2 separate regions of the Homo sapiens genome follow, and region 1 is linked to region 2. A link is a contact called in ENCODE Hi-C data. All regions are on one chromosome and are shown on one strand. The core of a region is the stretch at or near the end of the contact, and the rest is flanking DNA. Distances in the headings are between cores, read along the strand shown. Region 1 overlaps BCL2 (BCL2 apoptosis regulator). Region 2 has its middle 240 kb from the start of BCL2.

Region 1 (4,794 bases), core at 794-3,293, 130 kb after region 2:
TGGCCATATTTATTTCCATCTTTCCAAAGACTGCAGAAATCTGCCACTTGAGAGAGGCTGGCCTTGTTTTCTCTCGACTCAAATCTCCTCCTGGTTTTCTAAGCTCATGAAAATCTCTATGTGACATTTTTTTATTTGCAGTTTTAAGCTATCTATATATTTTTAAGTCTTCACCTTTAAACCTTCACTGACTTCCCTTTGCAGGTGCACTGTCATTTTGGTAACTCAACACTGTCTGCATTTTATTTTGGTGCATGGGCGGGGGGCTCTGGCTTCGATTTAGTCCTTCAGACACATACAGTGAAATAAATAGGTACTCGACGATAGTATGTGTTGTTGCTGTGTAGTTCTTTTGCTCCTGAACAGCAAATACCATTGGACTTGGCATTGTCCTACTGTGGCTGCAAGCTGTGTCTCACCACAGCTAACGCCAGTGCAGAGGAGCCATGCCACGCAAAGGTCCCCTGCGGCAGCACCAGCCTGAAGCTCTTCAGTCATGAAAATCAGGGAACACGTCATTGATGACTGTCCTGGTCCTGGCACAGGTTTTACCAAAATGCAATCAGGTTTCGCCAGAAATGCAGTCATGTGACTCCTTTCTTCTCTGAGGGAGGATGGTGTTCATGAATGCAATGGTAGCATATGACATTTTTAGTTGCCCCTAACCATGTGGCCCTAAAAATACTCCATTTAGGTCAGGTGTGGTGGCTCACGCCTGTAATCCCAGCACTTTGGGAGGCTGAGGCAGGTGGATCACAAGGTCAGGAGTTCGAGACCATCCTGGCCAACATGGTGAAACCCCGTCTCTACTAAAAATACAAAAATTAGCTGGGCGTGGTGGCGGGCGCCTGTAGTCCCAGCTACTCGGGAGGCTGAGGCGAGACAGAATTGCTTGAACCCAGGAGGCAGAGGTTGCAGTGAGCCAAGAGCATGCCACTGCACTCCAGCCTGGGCGACAGAGCGAGACTCTGTCTCAAACAAACAAACAAACAACAACAACAAAAAAAACACAAAAAAACTCCATTTAGTAGCTTTGAAAATTCCAAGTTTCCTTTAAAGAAGGGAGGTAAGGAAGGAAATTATGATGCATTTAACAGCCACGTGAAGTAGACAGTCTCATTTTAGAGATCAGAAAACCAAGGGTAGAGAGTGAGTATCACAATAGGTGGCCACAAGCCACAGTGGGAACTCAGGGAGCTTAGGTCAGGATTCCAAGCTTTCTCAAATAAAAGTTGCTACCTTGGCCGGGTGCGGTGGCTCACAACTGTAATCCCAGCACTTTGGGAGATCCAGGCGGGCGGATCACGAGGTCAGGAGTTCGAGAGCAGCCTGGCCAACATGGTGAAATCCTGTCTCTACTAAAAATATAAAAAATTAGCCAGTCACAGTGGCACATGCCTGTAGTCCCAGTTACTCAGGAGGCTGAGGCAGGAGAATCACTTGAACCCAGAAGGCGGAGGTTGCAGTGAGCCGAGATCACACTGCTGCACTCCAGCCTGGGCAACGGAGCGAGACTCTGTCTCAAAAAACAAAAAAAAAGTTGCTACCTTTACACAAAGGATGAAAAAGTAGGAAAGAGACTGCAGGAAAGGAATGTGAGAGAGGAAAAACATAAAGAAATTTCAAATTTGTGAATACACCTTTCCCCTAACTCATGTGTTGTTCATGATTAGGACTAAGTGCTGAAGCCAGAGGTGACCCAAATTCTTAGGAGCAGAGGAGGACAGAGGCAGGCAGGTAGGCCGATTCCTGCTGGTTCTCTGTGTTACTTTTGCTCCCATAACCTCCCCTACATAGGTTGGTTTCAGATTCTCCAATAAAAATGTATGTTAAAACTGTAAAAACAATAAAACATGCAAATCTCTTCCATTTGCAGCCAATTGTTACCATGCAGGTATTCTTCCTGGCAAATATTCAAATGTCACCAGCATCACGTGCTTAATATTATTTTAGTCAATATGATTTGTGTCAAAATCGCCTGAATTCAGTGATTGTTGGATCTCATTATCACCAATGTAGGTCCTCACACCACACCCCTCACTGCTGATGAACTCACAAGAAAGACTTCATACTTTAAGAACTAGTATTTTCTTAGAAAAGGAAGAAAAAAAGCAGTTCTCAGTAAAAGATAAACCACAGAGCAACTGGGTTCAGATGAGTTGTACACATTAAACCACACACACACACACACATAAACACACACACACACACACACACACACACACACTATGAAAATGATGTTGAGGCATTGTCTAATCCACAAATGTGAGTAAGTTCATAATTTAGGAGTTAAAACGAGAACCCTACTCATGACTTTTCCCGGCACTGAGAATGCACTGAAGAATGATGAAATCACACTCCAGATTACCCCATTTGTTCTCCTGACAGCTCTGTGGACCATTATCATATAGAGGCCCTTTGCTTGGTGAGACCCTGACCACTTGACATTCTTTCTCAGAGCGGGCTGGTCAGAGTTCTCTCGACGGCAGAATCTACAGGGCCCACCTCAACGCACAAGGAAGCCCCAGGCCCTCAGGGACCTCTAGGTCCCAAAAAACAGTGTCAGATAAAGAAATTAAGAGGGGGCTGGGAGAAGCACTCTGTCAAATAGAAAGCCTATCCACAGAAAACTTAGGGATGAACAGAGCTAAGATGGGCTGATGACCTTGAAGTTGCAGCCAAAATGATGAGGCCAGGTGGGCTTGCTGGCCAAGAAATGCAATCTCAAGAGTGGGCCATGGCTGTGATGCCCAAGCCTTTTTGTGATAAAGCTAAGAAATACGGGAGAAATGGAAGGGAGAGGGGCAGAACAGACAAGGAAGATGGGAAGCAAGAAGGACAGGAAGTGCCAGCAGACACCAGCAGCAGGGACGAGTGCAGAAAGTGTCAGACAATCCATGAATTGGAGGAGGACACCCAGTGAGGAGGGAAAAGGGATTGGACTGTGCCACCATCTCTGTAGGGGAGGTGAGACAAACGTCCGGTGCAGCTCGGAAGATGGCCTGGAAGGCCTAACCCTTCCACCTGCCTGACTCCTGACACCACGACATACACAGTTATTTTTAAAGTGTTTAAAATATAAACCACATTCATGGGAACTTGAAGTCAGGTCTCACCCTGACATCCATCCATCTGTGTATTTTCAAGGTTGACTCAAATGTTGAAAAGTCACCTGTGATGTGTTGTACCATTTGAGCTTTTGACAAAAACTATAAAGAAGCAAATTAAACCAGGAGGGAAATTTCTAGCTGCCACACTAATCAAAAACTGTCGGGTAATAAAAAAAAAAATCATGCTAAAAATAAAATTACATTTCGGGCCCTAAGGCTCATTTCTTTTCTTTTTTATTTATTTATTTATTTATTTATCTATTTTTGAGACATACGCTCACTCTGTCACCCAGGCTGGAGTGGAGTGGCACGATCTTGGCTCACTGCAACCTCCGCCTCCTGGTTTCAAGTGTTTCTCATGCCTCAGCCCCCCAAGTAGCTGGGACTACAGGCATGTGCCACCATGCCCAGCTAATTTTTGTATTTTTAGTAAATGGGGTTTCACCATGTTGGCCAGGCTGGTCTCAAACTCCTGACCTCAAGTGACCCACCTGCCTCTGCCTCCCAAAATGCTGGGATTACAGACGTGAGCCAGTGTGCCTGGCCTCCTAAGGCTCATTTCTATAAATAATACTTCCCCAGAACCCAACTCTAGAAAGCGATAATCATCCCTTAATGAATTCTCTTTTATATATATTATTGTGATGGTCATATTATTGCCCCATATTTGTCTTGATGTTTTGGATTTCAAATGGACAAGGCATCCCACCCTTTCTTGCAATTTAGAGGCATCGTCCCTTGGCAAGATACAGAAAGACTTGCTGGTAGAAATACGAATCACCATGCCATTTAGAAAGCAATCTGGAAATGTCTATTCCAATCTAAAAATCTATTCTTTTCTTAATCAAGTCATCTCACGTCCTGTAAGCACAGAAATGTTTATTACAGTATTATTTGTCATAGCTACATTCAATAATTCATGCTACAGTCAATCAAGGAATAGTACGCAGTCATGAAAAAACAAAAGAGGGATTTCAGCAATCTATCACTGTTAAATGAGAAAAAGAAAGATGCATAAAGGGACATATGATATGATCTGATTTGTATAAAAAACAATCACAACATATATTTGTGACTACAAAACATTTGGTAAGATTGTAGAAGCATAAAGTATGGAAGGACACAGACAAGGCTGATGCCACTGGCAATCTAGAAGAGAGGAATTAGAGTGGAAGGAGGGAAGGGAATGAGAGGAAAAAAGTAAATAAGTGAAAAATGAAAGCAAGTGTCCATGATAAGAACCGCATGGGTGCTCCTATCTCATTTATGGGAAATCATGTGTGTGGAGGTGACATAAACACATGGTGGTGAGATGGTCCCCAAAATATCAATGGCTTTTATTTCAGGGTGGTGAGATTTTTTTTAATAAGGTGAAATGTTTTTAAAAATAATTTTTACTTTATTTTCCTTATAGGTACTATTGGAAATATGTACAACCACATGAATTATTTACATAATCAGAAAAAATTCATTGAGAGAGAAATATGAAAAGTCTTATGCCAGGCAATGTATGTCCCCAGAGGAGGTGCAAGCAGGGAGATGAGGTTGTAAAGTTAATTTAGAACCTGACTAGGAGGGTTCTAAGTGCTAGGCAAAGACAGGAGCCTATCAACATATTAACAATAGGGCTGTGGTTTTGTTTGTTTGTTTGTTTTTGGTGGTGGGTTATGAGTGATTTTTTTTT
Region 2 (5,167 bases), core at 764-3,263:
AGACTAGTGTCTTTTTGGGGAGGTGGCTTGAGGGCAGGTATATTTGATTGTCAAATCAATTTCTTTAATGCTAATTGTTTTATTCAGTTTTTCTATTTTAAAATTCAGCCAATTTCAGAATAGACATAAAATTGTGCCACAGATTCCCTTATGATTTTGTTTCTGCTGCATATGTGGTTACATTATATTTTCTATTCCTAATGTTTATTTGTTCATTTTTCTTTATTTATCAGCCTTAATGGGGATTTATTTTATTAGCATTATTTTTCTTTTCTAAGACTCATTCTGTCATTTCTATTTTACTTTTGTTTCCTTTTCTTATTTTTTTGTTTTTATCTTTAATATTTCTTTCCATCACATTTTTTTTGCCTAAACTCGTTGTTCTTTTTCTATCTTCTTGAATTGACATGAGTTCATTTATTTCATCTTTCTTATGGTTCTAAAAATATTTGTAGTGCTATAAATATTTCCCTTAACTATTGCTGTACCCTAAGTCTTGGTATTTTTCTGTGCTTTCATTAATAATCAGTTTTAAAATACTGTATTATTTTTAACAGCTTCATTGAGATATATTTCACACCCTATACAACTCATCCATTTAAAGTGTATAACTCAATGGCTTCTAATATATTCACAGAGTTGTTGATATGGTTTGGCTGTCCCTACTCATATCTCATCTTGAATTGTAGCTCCCATAATTCTCACGTATTGTGGGAGGGACCCAGTAGGAGATAACTGAATCATAGGGGCAGTTTTCCCCATACTGTTCTTGTGGTAGTGAATAAGTTTCATGAGATCAGATGGTTTATAACCATCTTTTCGCTTGGCTTTCATTCTGTTTGCCTGCCACCATGTAAGATATGGCTTTGCTCCTCCTTACCTTCCGCCATGATTGTGAGGTCCCCCCAGCTATGTTGAATTTTGAGTCAATTAAACCTCTTTTTTTAAATAAGTTACCCCATCTCAGGTATGTCTTTATCAGCAGTGTGAAAACGGACTAATACAGTTGTACAACCTATCATCACAATCAACTTTACTTACTCAGTTATCAGTTGATGCATACTTGGGTAGTTTCCAGTTTGGGCTATTATAAATAATGCTGCTATGAACATTTGTGTGCAAGTTTTTGTGGACATGTGATTCATTTGGCGTGAGTATATATGAGGAGTAGAATTGCTAGGTCATTTGGTAACTTTATGTTTAAGCTTTTGAGGAACTGAAGACTGTTTCCGAATGACTGTACCATGTCAGTGTAAGAGGGTTCTAATTTTTCAACATCCTCACCAATGCTTGCTATATTTGTCTTTTTTACTATAATCATCTTAGTGGCTGTGAAATGATATTTCGTTGTGGTTTGATTTGCATTTCCCTGATGGATATTTAAGGGTACTCCGTGATACTGGGTTGATCATTCTATTTCCAGGTGACTTCACTTCTAGGTATTTTTTCATTTATGTTTCCTAAAAAATTAATTTTTAAAGAGAAAAATCATCATAGGATACTCAAATTTCCATTTTAAATTTAAGATCACAGGGTTTTATTCTTTGGTTTGTATTTGGATCTCTTTTTCTCTCACATTGAAAATCTGGTTTCTAATGACATTAGCATAATTACATATTTGTTTCATTCTACAAAATACATATAATAGTTTCACAAGAACAAAACCAATATTTAAAAATTTTGTTCTATTCTTTTTGTCCTTATTGTATGCCAAACTGGATGTACAATTAGATTACTGCAATGCACCAAATTGGTGGTTCTTAACAGGAAACAGCTGCAATCCTAAGAATCTTTGAGAAGCGTCCATCAGCTGTCTAAGCATGCAGCAATGAAGCAGGTGGTTCTCAAGTATTCACTGGGCATATCAGGTCTGCCCCAACACCTGGTTACATCCTTATTTGGAGACTGATAGCCTCAACTCTTCCCCTACCAATCAGATTTCATGGGACTGCAAACTTTAACACAGAGTAATACAGAGAAGGGGATGCTGGGAAATGCAGTTTCAGGCTTCTACCTTACACAATTCAGAGAAGACTGTAGGAGGAAGTGGTGATGATGCCAAGCTGATACAGACACAGACACATCCATTCAGTGCATCAATCTTTATGTCTTCTCTTGTCTTACTAGCCTCCAGGAAAATGTTGAATGGAAGTACTGAGAGTGAACATCTTTGTCCCGTTCTTGATTTTATAGGGCATGCTTCCAACAATTCTTCTGTAAGGATGTTTTTTGTACATACTTTCTCAGGTTAAGGAAGTTTATTCACTTCTAATCCTAGTTTACTATGTTGTTTTTTTTTTTTAAATCATGAGTTAGTGTTGAATTTATCAAATGCTTTATCTGTAACTATTGAAACAATCATATGATCTTCTTTCTTAATCTTTTAAAGTGGTAAATATCATTTGATTATCTTTTCATCCTGAACCATCCTTGCATTCTAGGGATAAATCCTAAATGATTTTTTAAAAATAGATCTCTGGATTTCGTTTGCTAATATTATGTTAAGACTTTGATAATGTCTGTGATTGAGATTGGCTTGTGATTTTCCTTTCTTATCTTCCCCTTGTTTGGTTTTGGCATCCAGGTTTTACTAGTTTTATGGAATTCTTACTACAGCCACAGGCCCTGCATGAGACAGGCCATCACTACTTCTCTAATCGCATTTCCTACCACCCTCCCTGTTACACACTCTACTCAGTCTTACAGGTTCCATGCTGTTTCTCAGACAAATGAGTGCACATCCCCGCCTGACCACCCTCTCTTAAAGCTCTGTCTCCTCAATCTCTTTCATTGTTCTGCTTAGCTCTTATCATTACCTGATATATGATCAACTTACTGTGTTCTGTCTCCCTCCCTCTTCCAGAAGGCAGTGTCTATGAGGGCAAGGACTTTGCCTGTTTTGTTCCCTGTCATTCCCTCAGCACAGTGAACCATATTTATCAAATAATAAATATTTGTTCATCAGTGAATAAATGAATATATTTATCCATGTTTGAAGAAAAGAGGAAGGTTTCTGTACGTGATCCACTCAGAAGTCAGATTTTTCATTTGAAAAAATTGTAACTTCTATTTATACTAGAAAAGGGAGGAAATTCTTACACATAAGCAGCATGCAGAGAAATACTGCTGAAGATATCAGTCTGCTCTGCTGCAGCTGGTAGCAGGAATAAGACTGATTGGCCAACTGTCCATTCTATTCCAAACTTTCCTTGTCTTTTTCCAGCATCTCAGTTGGTTGAAATTCTTTGCTTGAGAAAGAGACCTACGTTTTCAGTCCTGAGGAGTTTGAGTCCTTGGTGATGCTGCCCATGTGGGGTTGATGTGTAGTGCTTTGTTAACCTTGACCATGAAGCAGGCAGTACAGACATCCTAAGGGGTACCCCTGGGCATCCATGAATACTGCTCCGGCTCCCACTGTGTAGCTCTCCCAGCGCCCTTGATAGTGCCAGTCTCTCCAGAAATCACTGGGGCCTCCCTTCTTGCTTATCCCCTCCATGACCTGAGGACATTGAAATGCCAGGCAGCAGTTTCAATGTCTACTCAATGAAACTGGTAATGGGTTCACAGCTGTGGGGATTGTTATTTAACTTCCTATGTGTGTGTTATGGTGTTGGGGAAAAACAGGCATGCAGAGTATAGCTATAGCTCTTTCTATCATCAAATGGCCCTCTAGCAATTCCACTCCTAGGTATATATCCAAAGGAATTGAAAACAGCCAGGAGCGTGTAGCCTGTGCTTGTAGTCCCAGTTGTGCAGAAGACTGGGGCAGGAGGATCACTTAAGCCAGGAGTTTGAGGCTGAGTAGGCAATGATGATTGCTCCTGTGAATAGCCCCTGCACTCCAGCCTGGGCAACATAGCAAGATCCCATTTCTTAAAAAAAAAAAAAGAATTGAAAACTGGTGACCAAACAAATCCATGTACCCACATGTTTATAGCTGCACTATTCACAATAGCCAAAAGGCAGAAACAGCCCAGATGTCCATCAATAGATGAATGGATAAACAAATTGTGGCATAGACATATAACAGAATATTATTAAGCTATAAAAAGGAATGAAGTACTGATTCATGTTACAATACGGATAAACCTCAAAAACATAATGCTAAGTGAAGGAAGCCATGCACAAAGGTCACATACTATAGGATTCCATTTATTTATTTATTTATTTATTTATTTTAAGACAGAGTCTTGCTCTGTCACCCAGGCTGGTGTGCAGTGGCACGATCTCGGCTCAGTGCAACCTCCACCTCCCAGGTTCAAGCGATTCTCCTTCCTCAGCCTCCTGAGTAGCTGTGATTACAGGGGTGTGCCACCATGCCTGGCTAATTTTTGTATTTTTAGTGGAGATGGGGTTTCACCATGTTGGCCAGGCTGGTCTCAAACTCCTGACCTCAGGTCATCTGCCCACCTCAGCCTCCCAAAGTGCTGGGATTACAGGCATGAGCCACCACGCCTGGCTGGGATTCCATTTATATGATATGTCCAGAAGAGGTGAATCCATGGAGACAGAGAGCAGGTTAGTAGTTGCCAGGGGCTGGGGAGAGGAAAGATTGAGGAACAACTGCTTGATAGGTACGGGGCTATTTTTTAAGGTGATGGAAATGATTTGCAAATAGGCAGAGGCGGTGGTTGCACAATATTGTGAACATATAAAATGTCACGGAATTGTTCACTTTAGAATAGTTAGTTTTATGTTTATTGTTGTTGTTGTTGTTGTTGTTTTTTGAGACAGAGTTTTGTTCTTATTGTCCAGGCTGGAGTGCAATGGCACAATCTCAGCTCACTACAACCTCCACCTCCCTGGTTCAAGTGATTCTCCTGCCTCAGCCTGCCAACTAGCTAGGATTACAAACATGTGCCACCATAACCAGCTAATTTTGTATTTTTAATAGAGGCAGCATTTTACCATGTTGGTCAGGCTGGTCTCAAACTCCTGACCTCAAGTGATCCACACGCCTCAGCCTCCCAAAGTGCTGGGATTACAGATGTGAGCCACCGTGCCCAACAATTTTATGTTAAGTGAATTTCACTTCAATAAAAACAGATGAAACCCTCTACGTTCTTACATGCAGAGATAGTCATTGCACATTTAAGAGACAGATTGAATGAGCATTTGTCTTTGATGGCATATGTGCTATAGAAACTCCTTTGAGAGAGCTGTGTTT

Evidence for each region. A loop is a pair of places that touch in the nucleus more often than their neighbours do. Pooled maps may share reads with other maps.
Region 1: a pooled map shows a loop between it and region 2 (2.6-fold over the local background). The contact joins two enhancer-like sites. A Hi-C loop is called at or near these places in 2 of 37 single-sample maps with no recorded cell type and 4 of 50 pooled maps.

Annotation. Positions count from the first base shown.
Region 1 is chr18:63,211,353-63,216,146 of GRCh38, forward strand. The region is part of intron 2 of BCL2 (BCL2 apoptosis regulator); the gene reads right to left. Among named protein-coding and RNA genes, the nearest start is that of BCL2, 110 kb to the right of the region's middle. RefSeq lists enhancers at 2,744-3,244, 2,964-3,193. Within about 2 kb of position 2,044, at least 3 of the 41 ENCODE cell types and tissues checked have a DNase peak (open chromatin) inside an H3K27ac peak, as active enhancers do.
Region 2 is chr18:63,077,383-63,082,549 of GRCh38, forward strand. No RefSeq gene overlaps it. Among named protein-coding and RNA genes, the nearest start is that of BCL2, 240 kb to the right of the region's middle. Within about 2 kb of position 2,014, at least 2 of the 41 ENCODE cell types and tissues checked have a DNase peak (open chromatin) inside an H3K27ac peak, as active enhancers do.